2 separate regions of the Homo sapiens genome follow, and region 2 is linked to region 1. The links are chromatin loops, found by intact Hi-C in ENCODE. Cell type or tissue: chondrocyte. All regions are shown on one strand.

Evidence for each region. A loop is a pair of places that touch in the nucleus more often than their neighbours do. Peaks named below come from ENCODE experiments on the same cell type or tissue, not always from the same donor. Only the 100,000 strongest peaks of a DNase experiment are listed, where the experiment ranks them.
Region 2: a loop joins it to region 1, with 6 times the contacts of the local background. A loop is called at or near these places in 58 of 110 quality-filtered maps.

The regions. Positions count from the first base shown.
Region 1 is chr1:154,556,126-154,564,125 of GRCh38, reverse strand. It overlaps UBE2Q1 (ubiquitin conjugating enzyme E2 Q1), which reads left to right and starts at 5,464. Exons shown (of 13, transcript NM_017582.7): 1 at 5,464-5,899. The coding sequence starts at 5,573. RefSeq lists enhancers at 4,448-5,028, 5,029-5,610 and silencers at 4,980-5,069, 5,190-5,279, 5,370-5,449, 5,770-5,869. In chondrocyte, a CTCF peak has its summit at 4,455 (motif pointing left); a DNase peak (open chromatin) is centred at 5,235.
Region 2 is chr1:154,756,652-154,764,651 of GRCh38, reverse strand. The region is part of intron 3 of KCNN3 (potassium calcium-activated channel subfamily N member 3); the gene reads left to right. Among named protein-coding and RNA genes, the nearest start is that of KCNN3, 110 kb to the left of the region's middle. RefSeq lists a silencer at 3,771-4,140. In chondrocyte, CTCF peaks have their summits at 3,833 and 4,041 (motif pointing right); no DNase peak of the experiment used is centred here.

The sequences.
Region 1 (8,000 bases):
CTAATATCCAGAAGTCCCCATGATGACCCTTCCAGCAGTTACTCTCTCTTCTTCAAAAGTAACACCTTGGGGCCAGGCGTGATGGCTCACACCTGTAATCCCAGCACTTTGGGAGGCTGAGGCGGGTGGATCACAAGGTCAGGAGATCGAGACCATCCTAACACAGTGAAACCCCGTCTCTACTAAAAATATAAAAAAAATTAGCCGGGCATCGTGGCGGGCACCTGTAGCTCCAGCTACTCGGGAGGCTGAGGCAGGAGAATGGCGTGAACCCGGGAGGTGGAGCTTGCAGTGAGCCGAGATCGCACCACTGCACACTCTAGCCTGGGCGACAGAGCGAGACTCCATCTCAAAAAAAAAACACCTTGGGAGGAGGGAGGAATGGGAGGTGGTGACTACTTACCTGGAACTAGACAGTAGTAATGGTTATACAACTTGTGAATGCACTGAATGCCACTGAGTCATACACTTTAAATTAGTTAAAGTGGCAGATTTTATGTGTAATTTTACCACAATTTTAAAAAAATGACTGAAGGTAAAATAAATAACTACTGTCCTGTCTTCTAATAGCATAGATCGACTTTGCCTGTGGAACTTTTTATAAATGGAAAAATGGAATCATCATCTTCAGTGTGTGTCTGGTTTTTTTTGTTTGTTTGTTTGTTTTGAGATGGGAGTTTTGCTCTTGTTGCCCAGGCTGGAGTGCAATGGCATGATCTTGGCTCACTGCAACCTCCGCCTCCCGGGTTCAAGCAATTCTCCTGCCTCAGCCTCCTGAGTAGCTTGGATTACAGGCATGTGCCACCACACCCGGCTAATTTTTTTGCATTTTTAGTAGAGATGGGGTTTCACCATGTTGGTCAGGCTGGTCTTGAACTCCTGACCTCAGGTGATCCACCTGCCTCGGCCTTCCAAAGTGCTGGGATTACATGTGTGAGCTACCATGCCCGGCCTGTGTCTGTTTTTTTAAAAAACATGTTAGTGAGAATCGTGAACACTGCTGAATATAGTTGTAGTTCATTCATCTTCATTGCTGTGGACTATTCCATTGTATGAATACACTATCATTTATCCGTTTCACTATTGATGGATATTTTGGTTGTTTCCTATTTGGACTATTAAAAAATAATACTGCTGTGAACACTCTTGTTCATACTTTTGGTATACAAATACAGTCATGTACCATGTAATGACTTCTCAGTCAACAAGATTGCAATATACAAAGGTGGCCCCCATAAAATTATAACACTGTATTTTTGCTGTACCTTTCCTGTGTTTAGATAGATACATGAATACATATTATTGGGTTTCAACTGCCTACAGTAATTGCAGGAATTCTAGTGGGCACGGGGAATGCAGCAACTGTATTCACTACAGTATAACATGCAGTACAGGTTTGTAGCCTAGGAGCCATAGTCTAGACCCTATAGGCTAGGTGTGTAGTAGGCTACACCATCTAGGTTTGTGTAAGTACACTATGATGTTCACACAACAAAAAAACCACTGAGACACATTTCTCAGAATGTATCCCACCATTAACTGACACATGACTGTATATGCATTTCTGTTGGGTACATAACTAAATCGCATATTTTTTTTTTAATGGAGCACACTGTAACATAGCTTTGTAACCACCTTTCTTTTTTAAATCTTCAGCTCACTTCAGTCTAATCTTTTTTCATTTACTATTTCTCAAACAACTCTCCATACCAATAAGTATTTTTGATAACTATTTTTCACAGCTACAGTTTTCCCTTTTAGGCAAATTTGTGCACGTACCTTTTCTTTCCAAGTGTAATTGCTGGGTTAAAGTTTTAACGTGTTTTGAATATTAACTGCTAAACTGACTTTCAGAAGCATTGATACTACCAGGCTATCAGGGTTACCCTGGGATCTCAGGCAATAGCCCCAACGACCAACACCTCTACAACTCTTGCCTATGCTGAGCTCCCTCCTTGTCTCTTTCCCTTCCTTTTATTTGAGTCAGAGTCTCACTGTCACCCAGGCTGGTCTGCAGTGGCACCATCTTGGCTCGCTGCAACTTCCGCCTCCTGGGTTCAAGCATTTTTCGAGCCTCAGGCTCCTGGGTAGCTGAGACTATAGGCGCCCGCCACCACGCACGGCTAATTTTTGTATTTTTAGTAGATACAGGGTTTCACCATGTTGGCCAGGCTGGTCTCAAACTCCTGACCTCATGTTATCTGCCTGCCTTGGCCGCCTCCCACAGTGCTGGGATTACAGGCGTGAGCCACTGCACCAGCCCCCTTCTTAAGTCATTCTTTCTTTGTTTTAGACCTTTCTTCCCAACCTCCTTCTACTTTAGGGCCCAGTTCTTTCAGAATGTTCTCCCATTCCACCTAAGAAACTCTTACTTTCACATTTTTTTTGGAGTTAATCCTATTAATAATATCACCCTTCAAGGCCGTTCCCCTTCTTGATCCCTATTATTGTGTTCATCGTATTGTATTACTGTTGGTGAGATTTGGCTCCACTTCATCCATCACTGTGTGCTCCTAAGGGCTGGAGCAAGAATACAACAAAACTAATAAGTAGGAACTGTCCGGTAAGAAGCCTCTCCTCTGTACCACAAATCACGTTCTCACAGGGACCATTATCTTCTTTATCTCTGCATCCCCAGTGCCCTCTACAATTCCTGCAAAGACTAAGTGCTCAGGACATTATTTGTTGAGTCAATGACAGAATTCTATGCTCAGGGAGCAAGTCAAAGGAGAAGGTTGCTCACTCTACTCCAAATATGGGCACCCGTAATGAATGATTTTTTGGAGGAAAAAAAAATCCCTACAATCCATTTTCCACAGAACAGCCAGAGTGATCTTTTAAATTTGTTTTTGTTTTTGAGACGGAGTCTCGCTCTGTCGCCCAGGCTGGAGTGCAGTGGTGCGATCTCAGCTCACTGCAAGCTCCGCCTCCCGGGTTCACGCCATTCTCCTGCCTCAGCCTCCCGAGTAGCTGGGACTCCAGGCGCCTGCCACGACGCCCGGCTAATTTTTTATATTTTGTTTAGTAGAGACGGGGTTTCACCGTTAGTGAGAATGGTCTCAATCTGCTGACCTTGTGATCCGCCCGCCTCGGCCTCCCAAAGTGCTGGGATTACAAGCGTGAGTCACCGCGCCCGGCCGATCTTTTAAATTTTTAAATCAGCTCATGCCACTCCCTGCTTAAAATCCTCCAGGAGTTTCCCACTGTGCTTTAAATAAAACCCAAACAATGTACTGTGGTCTCCATAATCTAGCCCCTGCTTTCTTCACTGGACTCATCTCCTACCCTTCTCTCCTTTCACTAGACACAAGCCTTGCTGAGCCCCAATTTTTAAAAAAATGTTTGAGTTCTTACCATGGGCACTATTTTATGCACTTTACGTGTGTTCTTACATAATCCTCCTAACAAGTAAGTACTATTATGATCTCCATTTTACAGGTGTGAAAACTAAGGCACAAACAAGCTAAGTAATTTCCCCACAGTCACATCATTAGTAGTTGGCAGAGCTGGGGTTCAACACACTAAAAAAGGCAGAGTAGGGTACAAGGGCATGGACTTTGGAGACAGGCCTAGGAACTCTGTTTACAGACTGTATATCCTTACAGAGTCACTCCTTTTCCCCAGTTGTAAACAGGGGTAAAAATACTTACCTTGCAATGTTGTTGGGAGATTTACAAATATTTGCACCTGGGCACAGTGGCTCACACCTGCAATCCCAGCACCTTGGGAGGCCGAGATGGGCAGATCACTTGAGCCCAGGAGTTTGAGACCAGTCTGGGCAACATACCAAGACCCCTTTCTACAAAAAAAATACGAAAATTACCCAGCTGTGGTAGCATGCGCCTGTAATCCCAGCTACTTGGGAGGCTGAGGTGGGAGGATAGCTTGAGGTCTCCCGAGGCTGCAGTGAGCTGAGATTGTGCCCCTGCACTCCAGGGCGAGAGAGCAAGACCCTGTCTTAAAATAAATAAATAAATAAATAAATAAATAAATATATATATATATATATATATATATATATTTGCAAAACACCTTCGCTCAGGAAATAATTAACAGGAATTCCCACCACAGCCTTTTATGCTATCAGCTTGCACACACAGACACAAAGTCAACATGTAGCAAACTGTTCAGGCTACCTAAACCAGATAAATGGCCCCACGAAGACCAGGAACAGACTATAATCGTCTTTAAATACCCATACCCCAACTTGACCAAAGGAGGCCTCTGCAGAGGCAATTGAATAGTCTTCCAGCAAAGGCTAGCTCATTTTAGTACAAGTGGGAGAGAAACGGGGCAATCTGACCAGTGGTTTAAGGGCTGAGTTGGCCCAGCAGAATTGACTAGGCCTTACCACAGGCTAATAACACTTGCCCTTGGCAAAACGAACGCCAGCTCGGGATTTCTGTAGCTTCAACCAGCTTTGTCCTTTGTGATAGTGCCACCTAGCGAGGGTCCGGAGGCACTACCTACTCCTGGCAGCTGCCAAGACCACTGCGACAAGGTGTTAGCCATTTAGGCCTAGGAAAGGGAATGGGGACCACCCGAGTCAGCACTCCTTCCATGACTCTGTGGAGGAAGCCCATGCTGTCCTTCCCCCAACCTCGTCCAGACCCATGGGGTCTGAAAAGCGCGAAAGGCCTGATATTAACTAACACTTGTACATAACACAGCAGTGATCTATTATCATTCCTCATTTTATGGTGTCCTCGCATCGAATCCCTCCCTGGGAATAGGAAAAACAGGCATCATTCTCATGAGAGCCATTGTACAGATGAGGAAACTGAGACTCGGCGGGAAAGTGGTTAACCCAAGGTCACAAAACGCCATGAGAGCCAGGGCTGGGACGAGAATCCACGCCTCTTCCATTCCGGTTCCCGGCTCCTACCCCGACCACCCACCCGAGTGTGAAGACACAGCATGCCCACCCCCACGGGGAGCAGAGGCTCCAGGATCCTGCGCCGAAGACCAGCATGTGGGAGCAGGATAAAGACTGCACGGGGAAGACAGCACTTCTTTCTTCTCTGTCCATGGAGTGCCGGGCACGCTCGCCACGGCTCGGGGGCGGGGGAAGCGGCGCCCGGGGCAGGAAACAGCGTCCTGCGCGGGTAGCCCCTGGGAGCACGCGGCACCGAGTCACGTGAGAGGGGAGCGCAGGCGAAGGGGCGTCGCGCGCAAGCACGCACGACATACGCAAACTCGCACTGAGGCGCCCACAGAGGCAAGCCCCAGGCCCCGGGTCACATGTGGAGGGTGGCAGGCGAGAACAGGGGGGCGGGAAAGACGGAGAGATCACGTGGAGGAGGCCAGAGCAGGGAAGTCACGTGAGGGGGACGGAGGCGGGGCCGCCTAGGAGGAGGAGGAGGAGGAGGGGCGCGCGGCTTCCGGCGGCTGGGGGGGCCAGCGAGCGGAGGGGGGGGCCTGTCCCGGAGGTGGCGGCGGCGCCATCTTGGCGAAGGGGGGATCAGGAAGTGCGGACCGCGGCGGCGGCGGCGGCGGCGGCGGCGGCGGCGGAGCCCGGAGCGCAGGCCGGAGGCTCCCGGCCCGCCGGCCCCGGAGCGGAGCGGAGCGGAGGATGCAGCAGCCGCAGCCGCAGGGGCAGCAGCAGCCGGGGCCGGGGCAGCAGCTGGGGGGCCAGGGGGCGGCGCCGGGGGCCGGGGGCGGCCCAGGGGGGGGCCCGGGGCCGGGGCCCTGCCTGAGGCGAGAGCTGAAGCTGCTCGAGTCCATCTTCCACCGCGGCCACGAGCGCTTCCGCATTGCCAGCGCCTGCCTGGACGAGCTGAGCTGCGAGTTCCTGCTGGCTGGGGCCGGAGGGGCCGGGGCGGGGGCCGCGCCCGGACCGCATCTCCCCCCACGGGGGTCGGTGCCTGGGGATCCTGTCCGCATCCACTGCAACATCACGGTGAGGACCCCCTCGCGTGCGCCTCTGTGGGGGCCCCTTGTCAGGGACCCAGGATCACTCCATCCAGCTTTTTGCTCTCGAAGGACCTGGGAGGCCGAAGCCCCTCTCAGGGCTCAGTTCTTTCTCTCCAGGTTACATTTGTTTCTGCTGCTTGAGGTTATGCAGTGCACCCAGAATCTCTACCATTGACCCCAATAGCAAGGGACACCCCGACATATGGCGCCTAGACTACCCGTTTCCACGAACCCACCCACATCCCAAGGTTCATGATTTTGGCTCTTTTTGGCTACTCCTCCACAACTTTACCTTGCCACCTAGGAATGCGTCTTTCTTCCCCTTACTCTTATTTCAAGGTTTTAGGCCTCGGCACTGACCCTAACTGCAAAGACCTGGCCTGAAACTCACTGCACATTTCAGCGATGCCCCCTTCTCAGTAGTACCTCTGACTTAGGAGGTTGCCACCTGTGGGATCCCCGCCTAGGCATCCCTCATGCAGACCCTCTTGCTCTCTCAACTTCACCAAGTGATAGTTTGCAATTCATTGACTCCTCTTCCTTCTCTCCTTTGGATTCTTTTTCTGGTGTAACCTCTAACTCTCCTCTTTTTGCCTCAGCTGGTAGCAGTTCTGCCACTCCCCTGCCTGTTCCCTATGGATATGTCCATTTGCCCTGGGTTGTTGCTTTTCCTGGTAATGATAGTGATGTGATGTGCGAGGGCTACCCCCATTTATTCTAAGCAGTAACAGTTGCATTTCTCCCCTGTGAGCGTCATTCCATCCTAGGCATACACCTTACATGTCTCCTGCCTGGTCTACCCTCAGACATCCCTTGAACAGAGAATTGGCTTCTGCTAATTTGGGAATGTCTGGTACTGCATGCTATAGCACTTATATTGGTTGATGTTACCTGCTGTGATGGTATTCTCTCTACCGGAGCAGTAGCTGAAATGCTAGCAGACAGTACTTTATCCAGGCAGGCAGACCTAATCGGAGTAGCCTGGGGAAAGGCAGAGTTGTGAATTCTCTGCTACTTGGGGGCCTGAATTCAACTTACTGGTGTTTTCTGTCCGTTTTCTCAATCAAACCAAGTTAAGATTTGGTGAGGTAAAGCCTCAGTTTGGATTGATTGGTGCCCCACCAAAACTCATATGTCCCATTTCTCTTTTCATTTCCTTTCTTTTTTCCTGCTAGAAAGTTAAAATTGAAGGACTAGGAGTGGCTTAGTTAAGTGAAGACTTGGGCATCTTTGATAATTATTTTTCCTCCAGCATTGAGGATTAGAGTCATGGCAATGCTAAGATACCCAGTAGAGGTGGATAAGGTTTCCCTGGCTTGTGTGGGAACCTCGAGTTAATTTTGTTCCTGAATTAAGCTTCTAATTCCTTAAGGGTAGGTTTGCCCCTATCCAGCTGCTCTTTCTGTTGCCAGAGGCCATTTACTGCGTTTGTCCCTGGCAGGAAGTTAAATTTAGGGGGTCCTCAGCCAGACTCCCCATGGCTATAAAGGAGACTTGGCCTAAACTAGCCCCCTTGGTTTGGGCAGAGAGGGAGTCTGGTCAGGCTGCATTTGGCACCGTGGCTCAGGAATGCTGGGAATGTCAGTAGCGTAGGCTTCTTTCTCCCAGCCTGCCATGTGGAGCCCTACAGCCCACGCCTGGACTGAGAAGGTGGCAGGTTCCCAAGGGAGAGGTGGGGAGAATTGGTCTTTGAGGGGCTCTTCTGGAAGTGGTGTGGGTAGATTCTTGCCAGTACCCTTTTACTCTTGGGTTCTGGAGATACAGTCTAGTTTTTATACTTCTTCCCTACTGAACTCTGCTTTTTTCACTTCAGTGTCATTGTGATGAGGTGATCCCTTCCTCAGCCGATTCTGGAGTTTGAAAAGCAAGCTTGGAGGACTGTTCTGGGTCCAGGGAGAACTTGAAGTCTAGAACTTGTATAGGCAGTGCAGGAGATGAGGAGTCCCCCTTCGCTGTTAGCCAAGTTTGGCTGTGCTAGGTTTCCTGGTTTGTACTCTCGAGGAAAGAAAGAAAAGGTTTCAGTCTGCTTCTCGGAAAGGGTCTTCCCAGGGACTGTTTTTCTTCCAGTTTAGAATTTGTTGTGAAGC
Region 2 (8,000 bases), 200 kb before region 1:
AAGGGATTAGTAAAAGCATGCCAGATGCGTTGTCCTATGTAGAGGAGAATTTTAAAATAAAGCCCTATTACTCAGTTTTAGCAATCAGAGAAATATTTTTTTTAAAACCTAAAGGAACCACAGGCAAAATTTTATGAGTATAACAAGAATAACAGTAGCATCAGCCATATATTGTTTCACTTAATCCATACCATAGTTCTATGAGACTGTATCTGCATTCTGTATATGAGGATGTTGAGACACAGAGAGGTTGAGCGATGTGCCTCAGGCCACAGAGCCAGCAGACTTGAGACTCCAACACCAGCCTGAGAGCCTTTTCCCTACCCTGAAAACATATACCTCCCATGCCACATCAGAGCCCACATAGCTAAGACAGAAAAAATAAAGGAAGCAGGAAGGAAGAATTTCAATACAAAGTATGAAAGAAGATCAGAGAAAAACAAACTTAAAATTTATAACAATCAACATAATTGTGTTTACCTCCTTGTTAAAAGTAAATGTCTCTTAGATGAGATTTAAAAGCAAAATTTAATTGCATGCAATTTACAAAAGAAGTACCTAGAACAGAAGGACCCAAAAATAAATGAAGAGCAAAGATTTATTAGGTAAGTACAAATCAGATGGCAAACGAATAGAAATTCTCATTTTAAACCAAAATGAATTCAAAACAGAAATCATTAAATTGTCCAAAAGAACCATTTAATATGGATAAAAGTGCTATATACAGTAAAACTGTGAATTTTATACAAAAAATGAGATTGATAATCTGAATTTTTAAATGTTTAAATTAATTGAGCACTTTGTAGCCTATAAACAAACATCTTCTTTTTAAGCATCCAGGGAACACTTTAAAAAATTGATCAACTTCTTGGTCACACATTTCAAAACATCAGAAAAGTTGCTCGGGCTGTATTCTCTGACCACAAGCCTATAAAACTCCAATTAAAGGACAACTTTTTGGTGGGACTTTTAAAGCAATCTCCTCAATTACAACAGAGAATTCAAAACTACCGTTAAAGGCTATTAGAAAATTACAACAATGATGACCCTGTACGTAAAAACTCAGGATGTGACCAAAGGTGTACTCAGATGAAAAACATCCTTAAAGTTTTTCAGGCACAATGGTGTGCACTGATAGCCCCAGCTACTTGGGAGGCTGAGGTGGGAGGATCACTTGAGCCTAGGAGTTCGAGCCAGTAGTGGACTATGATTGTGCCTGTGGATAGCCACTGCCTCAGCCTGGGCAACATAGGGAGACCCCATTTTTAATAACAAAAACAGAAAAAAATGAACAGAGAAAATAACTGAATCCATTAGAAGAACAAAACAAACCTCAGGAGGGAAGATTAAGTTTATAACAAAGGCAAAGATAGGAATTAATGAATTTAAAAACCAGAAAAACATAATTTATAAATCCAAAAGATACCAACTTCTAAAATATAAATTTAATTGAGAAAAAAGAAAACACAAAATTAGAAATTTTAATGGAGAATAACTACTGATTCTTAGGATGTTTTAATAAATAAGTGAGAATAGCTTAACTTTTTTTGAAAGAGAAGACCATTGAGGGGGCTTTCTCTACTAGATATTAAAATGTATTATAAAACTGAAAGTAATTAAGTCCCTCTGGCATTACTGAAAAATCAATAATGACAGATCAATGAAACCTAATGGAAAACACTGAAATAAACCCTACTATGTTAGAACCCAATATACGAGAAAGAAAACCAACTGGGAAGCGATAGATTATTCAATAAATGGTAATGGAGAAATTGGAAGCTTGGATGAAAAATCAAATTGGAACCCTAGCTCTCACCAGCCACCAAAATAAATTCCAGGTGGATTAAAAAGTCAGATGTAAAAGAAGAAACCATGAGCAAGCTCCAGAAAACAAAGTGAATATTTAATCAGCCCTGAGAGGAGAAAGAACTGTTAAGCATAAAATCTCAGAAGAAACATGAAGGAAAAAACTGGTGTGTTTGATTACATCATACACACAATTTTAGATTTCAGTCCCTCAAAAAATATGAACTTATTTAAAGAGCAAATGTTATGCTAGAAAAAGTATTTGCAGCAAACATGACAAGAGGTAAATATCCCTATTATACAAAGCAGTCTTAGAAACTAATCAGAAGAACTTATCTCCCCAGTGAAAAAAATAGGCTGAAGATAAGGCCAACTACAAAGGAAGAAATACAAAAAGCCAATAAAATAAAACACACAACACATATTCAGTCCCTCTAATCAAAGAACTGCAAATTATAACTACAAGGAGAATTACTTTTTCCCCTCTGGAGTTGACAAAATTTTAAATAAATATAACTCAGTGCTGGAGAATCTTCTTATTGTTGGCGGTGGGCGGGCATGGGGTTGTCTTACGCTGAGGGCAAGAAGGAAATTAGACCATCTTTCTGGAAAACAATTTAACAATTTGTCACAGGAGCCTTGAGTTTGTAACTTTGATCCAGGAATTCTCTTTCTAGGAAGCTATTTTAATAGAATAATCAATTTACATCAAACCTCTTCTGCATGGTGCAGTTTATAATAGAAAAGAATGAGAAACCAAGTAAACATCTAGGATTTCAATGGCTAAACAAGTATGGCACATCCATATGATGGGTAGTTAGCAAGAATTTTAAAAAATCAAATCAACGTGTTTGTTTTCGTTTTTGTTTGTTTGTTTGTTTGTTTGTTACTTCGTTGTTTGTTTTTGATGCGGAGTCTCATTCTGTCGCCCGGGCTGGAGTGCAGTGGCGCCATCTCGGCTCACTGCAGCCACCACCTCCCGGGTTCAAGCAATTATCTTGCCTCAGCCTCCCGAGTAGCTGAAATTACAGGCACCTGCCACAACGCCTGGCTAAGTTTTTGTATTTTTAGTAGAGACGGAGTTTCTCCATATTGGCCAGGCTGGTCTTGAACTCCTGGCCTCAAGTGATCCACCTGCCTCGGCCTCTCAAAGTGCTGGGATTACAGGCGTGAGCCACCGCGCCCGGCCTAAAAATCAATCTTTTGAAAATTACAGTAAGGTAGGAAAATATTCATGATGTAATATTTGAAAAAGGAGCGTACAAAATAGCATTATGTAGGATATTACCGATTTATAGATAGGTGCAGAAATACCTGGAAAATACATAGAAACATTAAGTTGATTTCTTTGTGTTACATGTAATATTTATTTATTTATGAGATAGAGTCTCGCTCTGTCATCCGGGCTGTAGTGCAGTGGCGCAATCTTGGCTCACTGCAACCTCTGCCTCCTGGGTTCAAACTATTCTCATGCCTCACCCTCCTGAGTAGCTGGGATTACAGGCGTGCGCCACCATGCCCGGCTAATTTTTGTATTTTTAGTAGAGATGGGTTTTCGCCATGTTGGCCTGGCTGGTGGTCTGCAGCTCCTGGTCTCAGGTGATCCGCCCGCCTCAGCTTCCCAAGGTGTACATGTGATTTTCATACATGTAAACATTAAGTTGATTTCTTATGACGTTACATGTGATTTTTTATTACTTTTTATTGTATTTTCAACAATGAGAATGAATATACATATATAAATTTTTAATGGAAAGAGGTAGCATTTGTTTTTACACACTTGACGAAGCCCCTCATCTTCCATAGGAACTCATGTTTTACATCAACGCGGGGTGGAAAGTAAAGCTGAATGGCTCAGTTTTTACACATAATTTTCTCTAACAAGCGCAATGCAAGTTCCGTCTTGAAGGGCTCTCTTCCGACCCGTCGGCCAGTGGCCTTGGTGGACAGGGCCGCGGGGCGCCTTTGCGGGGCCGGAGTGCTTCTTCGCGGGCGCGCGCCTCCCTTGGAGCCCCTCTGCGGCCGGCCGCTTATGGGAGCGCCCGAGCCGGCGTGCGGGCAGGTGGAGCTCCACAGGGGACGTGTGATCGAGGCAGGCGCCACTGGCTCTTCAGTAGCCTCCCGGGCGTCCCCGCGGTGTTGCGGGGTCCGGTGGGGAGAGGCCGCGAGTCCGCGGGTGGTTCCCGCGCGGCCAGGCGGTCGTGGAGAGGCCGGGGCCCGGGAGAGGCCGAGGCTCGCTCCGCCAGGGGGCGCAGGGAGGGCCAGGTGGGCGGTGTCCCCACCTGCAGGGACTCGCTGTGGAGGAGCAGAGCGTTCAGGTTTCCTCTCGCTGTGGCGACAGCCGGAGCGGCTTCAGGGCTGGGCCGGCGGCTCCAGGGCTGCTGCTAGCTCCTGGCTCCTGTCTCGAGTGGGATCCCATTCTGATTTCACCTGCGTGATTCACAGTCTCCAGTCCCACTCCGCGGCCGCTTTCTCGTTCTGTGATCTCGTATTCAGCCGTTCTTTCCTCTTCCTCATTGGCAGTATTTTTGTGCCCTTTGACACTTAAACTGCTCATTCGTGGCTAGTTTTTTTCGTACTTTTATATTAAATAATTATACATGACTTAGCTATTATAAGTAATGGCTGATATCTCTTAGAAAGGAGAATCAAGAAATAGGGAAATTATTAGCCAGCGTGGTGGCGCGCACCTGTAATCCCAGCTACTCGGGAGACTGAGGCAGGAGAATCGCTTGAACCTGAGAGGCGGAGGTTGCAGTGAGCCAAGATCGCACCATTGCACTCCAGCTTGGGAGACAAGAGTGAGACTCCGTCTCAAAAAGAAAGAAAGAAGGAAAAGAAAGAGAGGAGAAAGAAAGTGGGAGAGAGAGAGAAAATAAAATAAAAAAGAAACTGGTAAAGCAAGGAAAATTTCCATAAAATTTGCATTCTGAAGCACTAAGTTTGGGACTGTGGGTGCAAAGTGAAATCCATATTGCATTGAGAAACCATTCCATTTTTTCAGTCAAGTCAATCCCCAAATTATTCCAAATTATTTGCTGCATTACACCAAACCTGGGTTTCCCTTCACTCTCTTCTGCTGGGAAGTCACCAGTGTCTTTTGTCTCCAGGATTTTTGCCTTAGGGAGACCCAGTTAAATGCCAGGGTTCCTTCTTTAACTGGGGAGGACTATCTGACCTTTGTCACTGGAATGAATTCCTTCCCAAGTCTGCCAAAGATGGTACACAGTGACAGTTAGTGCCATGCTGGGTGTGTAGGAGAGAAGTGACTTCCTTTCCTACAGCGGATGCCTAAGGGCATGGGGCTTCATTCTCACCCGCTCCCCCACCCACCTCCTTGGAGGGGCTGAGGTAAGGAAAAGGAAGGGGTTCCTGTAAGTGACGTCAGCCACATCTATTTGTGGGCTGACATTAGTCAAGCAGGAAATCCATATTCTGTCAGCTTTTCCATCCTTCAACTTTGGGGTTGTTTTGTTTGCCCCTCGTGATCCCATTGTGCCCTACATTTCCGGTGCAGACCCCTCCCTCAAAGGACGGGCACCTCAGCTCCACAGGGCCCCTTCTCCATGAGTTTGGTGTCCTAGGCTGGCTCTCAGGAGCGCAGCTCTTCACCCCCCTGTGTTTCCCCTGCCCTCCACTGCCAGCTTGGGGCCCCCGCGCCAGGCTGGGGTAAAGCCCTGCATTCCTGGCTCACATAGCGCAGCTGCTAGAAGGGTTTTTAAAAATGTGATTTTTTTTGGCCGGGCATGGTGGCTCACACCTGTAATCCCAGCACTTTGGGAGGCCAAGGTGGGCAGATCACCTGAGGTCAGGAGTTCCATACCACCCTGGCCAACATGGCGAAACGCTGTCTCTATTAAAAATACAAAAATTAGCCCAGTGTGGTGGTGAGCGCCTGTAATCCCAGCTACTCACGAGGCCGAGGCAAGAGAATCGCTTGAACTCAGGAGGTGGAGGATGCAGTGAGCCGAGATCACACCATTGCACTCCAGCCTGGGCAACAGAGCAAGACTCCATCTCAAAAACAAAAACAAAAACAAAAACAAAAACAAAACGATGTTCTCCTTCCATTTAATACAGACTCCTCTGTTCCCTGAGACTTGGCCCCAGTCCCCCAGAGGCTGAGCTGAGAGGGAATATGGGTGAGACATGCCATATTCCTTGAGTACCCCACCTCGTTCCATTCGGTCTGGATGCCTGCTTGCCCCCCACTGCACAGAGAGTTTAAGGGCAGCCAAAGTCCCCTGGCTGCCTTTGAGTAGTGGCCCTGGAAGCCTGCTGGCCCTAACACACCTGGTCATTTTGTTTTCCCAAAAGGCGCCTGGGAGCCGCCTGGTAACACAGCCCCTGCGGGCCCTCTCAGACAGGGCCAGACATGCTGCAACGGGCCCAGATGGGCTCTGACACTCCCACAATAGAGGGGGCACAGAACTTAGTAAAACTCCTTTTAAATATCTTAAACATGTTTCAGCTGAGCCAAGGGGAAAACACCTAGTACACAGTGGCAATCGCACCAGCACAGGATCCATCCTGTGATCAGGACTGCCTGAACTCAGGGTGGAAAAACTCGGTTTGACCCCTGGTTCTACCATTAACCTTGCACTTGTACTTAACCTGACCAGAGTCATGCAGCCTCTTTTGAACACCCTCTGGGACACTACTTTAAAAGACTATCCAATCCATTTGCAGACAGCTCTGACTTAGAAATCTCTTCCTATTATTGGTTAATATTGGTTAAAACGTGTAGTTTCTGTCTTGGGTCCTAACTCAGTTCTCTGGGTCCGCACGAAAGAAGTTCAAGTACCATAGGCTGGCGGTTAAGCCATTGACCTCTGGGAAGATGTGAGCGTGGAGCCTTGCTTATGCTCTTACTAGCAGGTGACGTTGGGCCAGGAAAGGGGATAATTCACAAAAAGCCCTTAGCACAGTGTAGAACATTTAGCACACGGTGAGTACCCAGTGAAGCAGCCAGGTATTTCTTTTTCTACTGAAGGTCCCTTGAGTATCCAAAGTCAGGTTGAATCTTCTCTGCTCCAACCCAGTGGTCTCCAGTCCCCTCAACCATTGTCACAGGACTTCTGGTCAGACTCCACCCTCTCGCTCACTCTCCTCCCCTGGTCATCAGTGTCCTCATGAAGCGAAGGCCCCAGAACGAACATAGTGCCCCAAGTGTTAGGCATCCTCCCATTTCCTCGGCATTATTTTCCTTTTAATGCAGCCTGAGAGTGGCCCATATTCTTAGGGCAAAGGGCTCCCAGGCATAATGGCCTGGGAATTAGGGAGCGAGACCCAGGGCCCATCTCTGTTTAGATTGGGCACTCTTGACAGTTCCATTCTATAGCCCCATGCTCTATTGTTAACTTTTCTTCAATACAATTGTAAGGGCCTTGTTTAGCCTGAATCCTGCAGGGAGCAACTTGCACCCTTGTTCCACATGGCCACTACCAGATAAGAGCCACAGCTCAGTAAGGCCAGAGGAGTGGTTCAGCCACGTGGGAACCAGCCAGGACTCAAAGAGACAAGAGGCTCCTGTCCTGTTTCCAGCTTTAGCAAGGGAGTTGAGGGCTGGCCTGAAGTCCATTTCTCTCTGCCTTAGTTTTCCTGCTGATAAAAGCAATAGTTAGTTTCTCAGGCTCCCGCAGATTTCTCAACAGATTGTTTGAGCACTGAAGTTGAGATCTCTCCTGCTCTCTGGACACATCTCATACTGATTCCCCCCATACCCTATTTCCTACACAGGTCTGTCCTTTACCTGGACATTCTCCCTCCTCTGCCGTTTCCCTTCATCATGCTTGCTCCCGGAGAATGCAGGCACTCTCACAGGAATGCATCCATGCATCCCAAGTGGAGCATTGAGCCACGCCTCTCTCTGAGCTGCAGTGCTCTCATGAGAGACTTGCTAAATAATAATACTGTTATGTATAGGTGTGGAGCTCTGCTATTCACCAGGCACTGTGCTAGGAATTAAATATATCTTAAAGCATAAAACACACATGATTTTTTCCCTCATGGGCTTACAGTCTACCAGGGAAGACAGGTAACAAGTAAGGAAACAAAAAGTAGATAATTTCAAATCTATGACATATACTGTGAAAGTGGAAAAAAGAAGTTTGCAATGATTCTTTTTTAAAAAAAAATTTATGGCATTGGATTGGGATCCTACTCATCTGGGGCCTGCTTGGAGGTGTCTCTGG